Linked DNA regions of Homo sapiens: region 2 is linked to region 1. Evidence: read pairs that join two places in POLR2A ChIA-PET (ENCODE). Cell type or tissue: PC-9. All regions are shown on one strand. Links, peaks and the distances in the headings refer to the core of each region. The heading gives the core; the rest is flanking DNA. Region 1 has its middle 63 kb from the start of RRAS2. Region 2 overlaps COPB1 (coat protein complex I subunit beta 1).

Region 1 (5,388 bases), core at 205-5,204:
CGAGCTGGGCGGATCACCTGAGGTCAGGAGTTTGAGACCAGCCTGACCAACATGGAGAAACCCCATCTCTACTAAAAATACAAAATTACCCGTGTGTGGTGGTGCATGCCTGTAATCCCAGCTACTCAGGAGGCTGAGGCAGGAGAATTGCTTGAACCCAGGAGGCAGAGGTTGCCGTGAGCCAAGATCGTGCCATTGCACTCCAGCCTGGGCAACAAGAGTGAAACTCCATTTCAAGACAAAACAAAACAAAACAAAACATTGTGTACTATTAGCTTCTAGGAGATACCTCTCCTGATTTTATTTCAATCCTTTCAACCCCTAAGAATTCCCTCTCACAGTCTTCTTTACAAAAATTCCTCTTCCTCCATGTCCCCTTAAATATTGACTTCTTTCTTGCTTCTCTTCTCACTGGATATCTAAATTCTCCCTTAGTGATCTCATCTGTTACCCATGACTTCAGTTGTCTGCTTGTGACTCACAAATTGACATTTCTAAATCTCTCTCCCCAGTGCTCCAGACCTATATAGTCAATTGCTTGATGTATATTTCTACTTGGACATCTCACATTGTGTCTCAAACACAACTCATCTTCCTCCAAGAACCTAAACTGCATCATGGTTCCATCTCAGTGCATGGCACTATCATCTACCTTACTTCTCAAGCTAGAATCACAGAAACTATGCTCAACTCTTCCTTCTTTCTTCTTTTTAACCCCCACACATTTAATGAGGGCATCTAATTTTTTACTAGTTTATCTCCTAAATATCTCTTTTCTTTAAGCCTATATACTAGTTTCCCATACATTCCTGTTGTTCACATTTTTTTCTGTCAATTGAACTGTTGCAACAGCCACTTATTTGACCTCTGGATAAGTGCCGGATGCATTGTGGTCTTTGCAAAACATCAGTTAAATCATGTCACTCTCTTGTTTAAAGAGCTCCAATAGTTCCCCTTTACTTATAGGATAAAAGCCAAAACCTTTAGCTTAGTGTGAACAAGGCCCTTCACAGTCCACCTCTAAACTCTCTTTCAGCCTTGCTCCCGGCTGATCTCATGTGTATCATTCCCCAAATACAGCATCCCCTCTGCCTTTGTGCTGTTCTTTCTGCCTGGCAAGTCTTTCTGCATCTTCTCTGTTTGATAAATTCCTTCTCATCTTTCAATATATATCTTAAGTGTCCCCTTCTTCAGTGAGTTCCTCCCTGAACCCGTCAAGAAGTGCTTCCCCTCATTCCTCTCATGCTCTGCCAGTTCTTTCCTCCAGCCACTACTGCACTTGTTACAGTGCCCTGTAGTTATGCATTTACATCTATTCCTCCTGCTAGACTGTGTACTCTTTAAACAGTGGCCATCTTCTTCCTCTATGTACTTATCTCTCTAACAAGGGCTCAGTATCATAGCCATTCAATAAGTGTTTATATAATACTTGGTTTCCTAACCTGAGGTCCATGGATAGGCTTTGGAGGGCCCCTAGAACTCCATAATATTGCATATAAAATTATGTGTTTTGAGGGCATTTTCCTGGAAGATTCATTCTGGTCACCAGATTTTTCAGGGGGACCCTAGATTAACAAACAGTTAAGTACCCCTACCTTAGGAGAAAACTGTAGCCAAGGAGTTGGTTTGGGAAACCTAAATCATAGCCAGAGCCTAAACTTCACATTGGGCTTGATATGACCTTTTGCTGCTGCTGATGTCAGTCAGTCCTGTGAAGAGGAGAGAGAGCTGGAGGGAGGGGCATACAGCAACTCTCCACTGCAGGTGGGAACATTCAACATTCTCAACTCTCAAAGCCCACGACCGTTCTCCCCCTACTTCCCACCCCCAGCTTTCTCTTTCATGCTCATGAGCACACATCCTACATGAATGCAAATTTGAAACTCAAACACACACACATACACTTCTGCATGCACACAAATACACACACAAACACACAGCTAGACATGCACACATGCATTCATCCACACGCATACAGACAAACATGTGCAAACCGGCCACATACACATGGGCACTCTGGATAATACACAGCTTCACTCCTGCATGGTCCATGTGAAACACACACACACACACACACACACACATCCATGCATGTGAAACTCGTACGACCTCCCTCCTGCTGAGAACGAGTGCTGCCCCTGGCATCAGGCCCGTGGAGACAGCCGAGTGGAGCCATCTGTCAGGCTGAGGTTCCTGAGCGCCTCCCATCCTGCCTGAGCTCAGCTGGTCGGCATGCCGGGCATGCAGCCTTGCTATTCTCTCCGGCTGAATCATGCTGAGTGAGCTGGCCCAGCTAGGGTTTATCAAATCGGAACAGAATTTTGGCAAAACAGATGACTTGTGAGTTTGGCATTTGTGGACTTGGGAGGTGGAGACCTGTGGGGTGGGGGAGGAGGGGGGAAAGGAAAAAGGGAGAAAAATTGCTTCTGGATACACTGAGATATGCTGGAGAACTGAGTTCAAGAATGTGGCAGAGGAGCTTAGGTGCCAGATGTAAAGTCAAAAAAACCCTATTCAAGTTCCAGCTCTACCACTTAATAGCCACGTGACTTTGAACATGTTAATTTACCTCTTTGAGCCTCGGTTTCTTTTGTTTGTTTTTGTTTTTTTGAGACTGAGTCTCGCTCTGTTGCCCAGGCTGAAGTACAATGGCACAGTCTTGGCTCACTGCAACCTCCACCTCCTGAGTTCAAGCAATTCTCCCTGCCTCAGCCTCCCCAGTAGCTGCGATTACAGGCATGCACCACCACGCCTAGCTAATTTTTGTATTTTAGTAGAGACAGGGTTTCGCCATGTTGGTCAGGCTGGTCTTGAACTCCTGACCTCAGGTGATCCACCTGCCTCAGCTTCCCAAGGTGCTGGGATTACAGGTGTGAGCCACCACGCCCGGCCTGAACCTTCTTGGTTGCTTTTATAAAATTGATCTAATAAAATCACCTAACTCATATGATTGATAACAGATTTCTGTGAGACAGTACTTATCAATTAGTACAGTGCCCTGGCATGTAGTAAAGACTTAATAGACAGTAGTTATTACAGTCAGAGAACATGCAATTTCAAAGAGAACATATAGACCAACTAGCCCAACCTGGCTATCCCTTTTAACCCACCAACCCATCCCCGCTGGGCAACCAGGCTTGGTACCCTAACATGGTTCCCAGTCTTCACCTGAAAACCATATGCCCTCATCAACCTTGTGCTGCATTGGACACTTGTCTGGCTTCCTGGCTACTGTTCATCACACTCCCCTTTTGACCTGAGAACCAGCATTGCCCCTCCCATACCAGCCTTCCCCTCTTCTGCTTCTAGCTGCTCAGCTCATGCAGGTCCCACCACACCCATTACCTGGTTTGAAATGATAATAATAAAAACAATACCAATACATGGAATTTATTAAGCCCTTATTGTGTGCCAGAAATTTCCAAAGCAAGTCTAATTTAGTCTTCACAACTTTATAAGTAGACACTATTATTATCCCTATTTTACAACTGAAGAAACTGAGGTACCAAGAGATTAAGTAATTTGCCCAACATAAGAGATCAAGTGTAAAGACAGGCTATTATCTCATATATTCTAAGAGATAATAACTGACAATTAAACCATGTTACAATGCTGAGGTGCATTCTGATTTCAGAGATGTTTAAAATGTGGGGGAACGGGGGGGGAGGTGTGGAAAGTACATTATAGAACAATTAAAATGGGACCAGGATTTGACCTTGGGAAGTCAATCTGACTCAAGGGTCTGTACCACACTGTAATGCCCTCAATATCCCACTTATTGCACACCCTATGTAACAGACATTGTGCTAACTTCCTTTTTTTTTTTTTTTTTTTTTTGAGACAGAGCCTTACTCTGTTGCCCAGGCTGGAGTGGAGTGGCATGATCTTGGCTTACTGCAACCTCTTCCTCCTGGGTTCAAGCAATTCTCCTGCTTCAGCCTCCCAAGTAGCTGGGATTACAGGCATGCACCACCATGTCCAGCTAATTTTTGTATTTCAGTAGAGACGGGGTTTCACCATGTTGCCTAGGCTCCTGACCTTAAGTGATCCTCCTAACCGCAAGTGATCCTCCTGCCTCAGCCTCCCAAAGTGGTGGGATTATAGGCGTGAGCCACGAGGCCCCGCCACATTGTGCTAACTTCTTAATATGCATTACCTCATTCAGATCTTATTAACCATCCTTGTTCTACAGATGAGGGAACTAAGGCTCAGAAAAGTCATGATTTGTCCAAGGTAACATCGTGTCATGAAACTGGTGATAAATGCCCGGCCTGTCTGACTCTGGAGTCTGCTCTTAGCCATTATGCAACTCAGATACCTGCTCTCTGCCTAGGTGGTAGTTCCCACAGCTTCCTCCAGAGGATCCTTCAGGCTGGCCATGGGGCTGAGCCACAGCTGCTGTCCTGGTGACTTCCAACCCCAGACTTCATTTTCTCTCTATGTGGAGGAGAGGGAGTTTGTTGGGAGGAGGGGCACAGTCCTGGACTGAAAGGCAGAACACTGGGGTACTCGTGCTGTTCTGTCTGGGCACTGTGATCTCTCTCTCAGCAGGTGTCTCTTGTACTGGGTAACACGCAATCGGTAACATGGGAAGAATTGTCCTATTCTTGGTCCCCACCAAAATTAGTATACTCTTTCTGAGATTATATGTGAAAGACATCTGAATAAAGGGTTAGTACATTACTAGATTATGGGTCTAGCCCCTGACCAATGTTCCAGCCTTAATTCCCAAAATTTCCCACCAAACTTGGAAAATCTCCAAAGTATCCCTGCCTCTCTGCCTCTGTTCATGCCTTTCCACATTATCTGAAAGGCTTTTTCATCTTCACCTACCATAATTCTACTATCCAGAAGACCAAGTTCATAGACTTTCTCCTAAGAGGCGTTCATGGACAGCTGTCCTTGAAATGATCCATTTATTCTATCTAATCTTTGACTGTAAGCTCTCAAGAAAGGCATCACTCCTGGCCTTGCCATAATTATTAGTGTATAAGACATCTCCTGTATGGAGGACATGTTGGTTTTTGCCTGCCCAGCATCATCTCCCACTTTGGTAACAGCAACTTGATTTTCCTCTGGGGGACCACGTTCCCTCACTTTTAGTCGATATGATTTGGATGGGGTTAACCCCACCTCAAAATCCAGAGGCAGGCATGTGACTTAGGACTTTTAAATCAGAGTCACTGTGAAGGGTTCTGTGAAGGGCAGATGAACCATTGGGAATTACTTTTGCTGGAAAGATTGGAACAAGCAGCTCTAATTGCTGTGATTGGATGCAAACATGGAGCTGTGAAGTACTTTCACATGGAAAAAAAATCCTGAGAATGCAGCTACACAAGAGCAAGTTATAGAAAGAGATGTAATTTTGAGAATAATATTGTTGGAAAT
Region 2 (5,388 bases), core at 60-5,059, 67 kb before region 1:
ACCTGGGCCTCTCAAAGTGCTGGGATTACAGGTGTGAGCCACTGCGCCCGGCTCCTTCTCCCAGTTCTAATTGATTTGAAGTTTCAAAAAGCAGGCCGGGCGTGGTGGTTCATGTCTGTAATCCCAGCACTTTGGGAAGCCGAGGTGGGTGGATCACTCGAGGTCAGGAATATGAGACAAGCCTGGCCAACGTGGCAAAATGCTGTCTCTACTAAAAAAATAACAAAAATTAGCCTGGCATGGTGGCACGTGCCTGTAGTCCCAGATACTCAGGAGGCTGAGGCAGGAGAATCACTCGACCTAGAAGGCGGAGGTTGCAGTAAGCCGAGATCACTCCACTGCACTCTAGCCTTGTCTGGGCACGGTGGCTCACACCTGTAATCCCAGCACTTTGGAGGCCAAGGTGGGCAAATCATGAGGTCAGGAGTTCAAGACCAGCCTGGCCAACATGGTGAAACCCCATCCCTACTAAAAATACAAAAAATTAGCTGGGCATAGTGGTGGGCACCTATAATCGCAGCTACTCGGGAGGCTGAGGCAGGAGAATTGCTTGAACCCTGGAAGTGGAGGCAGCAGTGAGCTGAGATCGCACCACTGCACTCCAGCCCAGGCAACAGAGTGAGACTCTGTCTCCAAAAAAAAAAAAAAGCAAAAGTATGTTGTAAAGTTTGATTAAATTTAATTTTGGTATTGTCCAGAGAGTTACTAAAATAGTAAAGTAGGCTTTTATTAAATATGGATGTTACCTGTTTTATTTAAAGAAATTTTGAACATCTTATACCTGATGCTCCTGAACTGATACATGATTTTCTGGTGAATGAGAAGGATGCAAGTTGCAAAAGGAATGCATTTATGATGCTAATTCATGCAGATCAGGTGAGGTACTTTTTAAAAAATACTCTTATTACTGTATTTAAGTGACAATTGAAAGTATTACATAGACTTAATCATGTTTTTAGTCAGTAATTTTGTTTATAGTTCATGTGGTTTGTGTATTTTGAAATTTTTAAGCTTGTAGAAAAATACATTTTTTTCTTAACCCTTCTCTAAAATATTGCATATGTATACATTCTTTTTTCAATTAAACATTGAAGAGGCATTTTAGAGCAGCCACCCTACAGTTTTTAAAAATTAAAATTATTATGACTGTTCTTTCCTATGATGGTATAGATCTAAAATTGTTTAGTAGAGAAAAATAGTAGCTTTGCATAGATACATCCTTAGCCATGCCTGTGGAAATAGGGTGGCCTTCAGTGTAGAGGTGTATCCTTTTAGGTTCTTCAACTTTCATACACGGGTGCCAACTCCACATCCTGCTCTGCTGGTGGTTAAAGTACATGGATCTACTTTTGGTTAGCAATTACTCTGTACACCTTGATGCCATCTAATCTTGAAATTTTCTAGCCAGTATTTATCACCAAAATATGGGAAATAATATGCATGAAGTCTGAAAAATATGGAGGCCTTCCAGTCCTCTGAAATCTAGACACTGTGACTTTTTTCCCCCAGATCTTCCTTTAATGGATTGTCCCCCAGTTATTTAAAATTGTGGTAACATACACATAACAAAAAAATTTACCCTCTTAACCATTTTTAAGTGTTCAATGATTTTAAATACATTTATAATGTAGAACCATCACTATCTTCCATCCTCATAACTTTTTTTGTCTTGCAAAACTGAAACTCTGTACCCATTAAAAAATAGCTCCTTATTACCACTTCCTCCCAGTCCCTGGCAGCCACCATTCTACTTGCTGTCTCTGTGATTTTGACTAAGTATTCCGGATAAGTGGAATCATACAGTATTTGTCCTTTTGTGACTGGCTTATTTTACTTAGCCTAATGTCTTCAAGGTTCATTTATGTTGCGGCATGTGTTGGAATTTCTTTCCTTTTTAAGGCTAAATAATACCCCATTGTAAATATATGCTACATTGTGTTTACCTGTTCATCCATTGGTGGACACTTGGGTTGCTTCAATCTTTTAGCTATTAGGAATAATGCTATTGTGAACGTAGATGTACACGTATCTGTTTGAGACTTTGCTTTCTGTTATTTTGGGTATACACCCAGAAGTGGATTTACTGAATATACAGCAATTCTGTTTTTAATTATTTTAGGAAGTGCCATACTGTTTTGCACAGCAGCTCTACCATTTTACATTCTCACTAGTAGTGCACAAGGGTTCCATTTTCTCCACATCCATGCCAACACTTGTTGCTATTGTTTTTTTGATAGTAGCAATGTTAATGGGCACGTGAAGTGGTATTCAATATTGTCATTTTGTCTTCCTAAACAAGATTATGAGAAAGCTGCGTATATGAGCAGTGTTTTGTCCTCTTGTGTAATTGGTTTTACTGACCAATGCTTTTGGCATTATGCTGTTAACCTACATTGAGGGGCGTAATCAGAAATAGTCCAATAAAATTTATTGATACTTTTACTGGAGAGATGTTTTCAGCATTGTAGTTCTGTATATTACAGTGTCCAATATATGAGGACACATAGGAGATTTTTCTTTTAGGTCTCAGTAATAGGAATAACTATACACCTAAGCAGCTGGTTTTGATTGTATGGATACCCTGAATCCCATAACACATAGTGTTTTCCCTCTTTGGTTTAGCTGCTAGAAAATCAGACCCCAGGTTTGTGGCTCATTTCCAGAAAATATATTTAACTTTATGTCTTATATTTTATATGTTAATTTTATTCTTGATTTTTTTCCCAGTTAATTTCTCTTTGCCCTGATCTCCTCATTTGTTTTATATTGAGTTGTAATGTGTGTATTTTTTAAGATGCATTAAGTCCTTCTATTGAATGAGGTGGAGAATGATAAATATATTCTTATTTTTTTTAGGATCGAGCTTTGGATTACTTAAGTACTTGCATTGATCAAGTTCAAACATTTGGAGACATTCTGCAGCTGGTTATTGTTGAACTGATTTATAAGGTAAGAATGATAATCTATGATGAGTAAAATAAACTCAGCAGTTTAAGACAGGGTTAAATACTTTCTTTCTGGGATAATTATTGCTAGGATAATATATTTTAATAGTATAAATATTTTATAGCATAGCCTATTAAAGCCTTTGTTTCTTTTACTTTTGGTTTATTGTATTTTCCAAGTAGAATACTTGCTTATATCCTTTCTAAACCTCCATAAAGATTTTGATAAAAATTCATGGCTTGAGCCAGTGTAGCTGCACATAAATCATTGTGAACTTCCCAGTCACTGAATAGATTATAATTAGGCTTTAAAATAAAATTCAAGATTTTCTTGAGCATACATCAGACTAAAATCAAACAAAAAAGCCTTAAATACTTTTTATGTTCCCTGTTTGTAAAAGAGAATAGAAAAACTTTAAATGCATTAATATGACATTGTAGGCCATTGACAGGAAATCTAAAACCAGCTAAGAATTTTGGATTTTTAAATCAAATACTATATTGGCAACACTTTACTATGATATATCCTTTGAAAGAGTTGGTTACATCTTAATGTTCTGATAAAAGGTACAAGAAGATCCAACTTTGCTATTGATACCATTAGAGGCCAACAAAACATAGGTCCAGATGGCTTTATTAAATATGATAGTATGGTCAAAACACCGGTAGACATTACTAACTGATTATAGCTGTCTTGCTTCTGTAAGAAAGGGGCTCCTCTTAACACAAGGTACCAGTAGTTTGGAATGGGAATTTAAGATGAAACCAAGACTTACTGTACAGTTTTTTTTTGTTTTTTTTTTGTTGTTTTTTGTTTTTTTTGGGCAGAGTCTCACTCTATTGCCCAGGCTGGAGTGCAGTGGTGCGATCGCGGCTCACTGCTGCCTCTACCTCCTGGGCTCAAGCGATTCTCCTGCCTCAGCCTCCTGAGTAGCTGGGATTACAGGTGCACGCCACCGTATCCAGCTAATTTTTGTATTTTTAGTAGAGACGGGGTTTCACCATGTTGGCCAGGCTGGTCCCAAACTCCTGACCTCGTGATCTGCCCACCTTGGCCTCCCAAAGCGCTGAGATTACAGGCGTGAGCCACCATGTCCAGCCTATAGTTCTTTTTAATTCATGTGTATAGTTTAGGATACCACTGAGGTTCTCAAAATTAGCGGTTCCCTGCTATCTAATGACTTAAGTAGGGTCCATGTTATAGTAAAAGGAAATAACTTTTAAGTCATGTCCATGTAATAGAGTTTTGACTATATATATTTTAGGAAAATCTACTACAAATACTGACTTCAAAAGAGAAAAAATAAGGGATATTTACTATACAAGTAAAGGTATCAGGATACATTTAGAATGGGATAGAAATTTTTAGTTTTCTCTCCAATGTTGAATATAGTCTCAAATAATAAGTAGTAGTACTTGGGAAAAATGTGTTATCTTTCTTGCTTGAAAAACTGGTATTTTCCTTTTATTAGCTATTGAGATTTATATCATCCGTCATGTTTCCCTTTGGCATCCAGAATAAACATTTAGGACCAAATTTAATATCCTGTGACAGTACCCATATTAGTGTACTGGGTTAATGTGTCCTTACTTTTGTTACTTTACATTTTCTTTTTCTCTTTCACTTGTGTATAGCATACACATTTTAAGTCATCAGAAAACCTTTTACGAAACAGTAAAAATATAAATTATGATGGGATGAATAAATAAGTGCACAGCTGTAAAAATTATTTTGTTCACACCATCCTATCTAGTAAAGCCATTTCTTATCTATGTTTTTGTTGGCCTCTAACTTGCTTCTTTCTGAAATTACTGATGTTGTGTCATAGTGTCTCATCCCATTTTGTCTGATATTTTCATGTCCTCATAAGACTGTTCTTAGCTTTCATATTGAGAAAACTAGCATCCCATAAGCTGACATTCATGAAAAAACTCCATTTGAAAACAAGCGTTCCTGAAATCGGTTGAAATGTTAATGTTTTCTTCTCCAGGTCTGTCATGCTAATCCATCAGAAAGAGCTCGTTTTATTCGCTGCATCTATAACTTATTACAGTCATCCAGCCCTGCTGTAAAATATGAAGCTGCTGGGACATTAGTGACACTCTCTAGTGCACCAACTGCAATCAAGGTACTGTGTATTTCTTTTGGGGCCAGATTAGATGATAGATTTTCTGTCTTAGCACTCATGATTTAGTGACATTTCAATTCACTATGTGGTTACATGGCACAGAGAGAATAACTACAAACTTATAAAATTATTTGATGCCTTACATTGTTCAGCCTTCCTTCTTTTCTTCCTTCCTGCTTTCATACACACATATATAGATACAGACAGAGAATGACAGTACAGTTAACCTCTGACAACACAGGTTCGAACTGCGCAGGTCCACTTATACATGGACTTTTTTTCTACCTCTGCTACTCCTGAGACAGCAAGACTAA

Evidence for each region. ChIA-PET counts read pairs that join two places held together with the same protein. Peaks named below come from ENCODE experiments on the same cell type or tissue, not always from the same donor. Only the 100,000 strongest peaks of a DNase experiment are listed, where the experiment ranks them.
Region 2: POLR2A ChIA-PET joins it to region 1 with 8 read pairs; 5 of 35 experiments call an interaction of 5 or more read pairs at or near these places.

The regions. Positions count from the first base shown.
Region 1 is chr11:14,419,387-14,424,774 of GRCh38, reverse strand. No RefSeq gene overlaps it. Among named protein-coding and RNA genes, the nearest start is that of RRAS2, 63 kb to the right of the region's middle. RefSeq lists enhancers at 2,078-2,372, 1,959-2,611. In PC-9, for the core only: no CTCF peak of the experiment used is centred there; DNase peaks (open chromatin) are centred at 494, 954 and 2,284; H3K27ac peaks cover 2,991 bases.
Region 2 is chr11:14,486,053-14,491,440 of GRCh38, reverse strand. It overlaps COPB1 (coat protein complex I subunit beta 1), which reads left to right. Exons shown (of 22, transcript NM_001144061.2): 5 at 762-876; 6 at 2,857-2,949; 7 at 4,937-5,074. Among named protein-coding and RNA genes, the nearest start is that of COPB1, 11 kb to the left of the region's middle. In PC-9, for the core only: no CTCF peak of the experiment used is centred there; no DNase peak of the experiment used is centred there.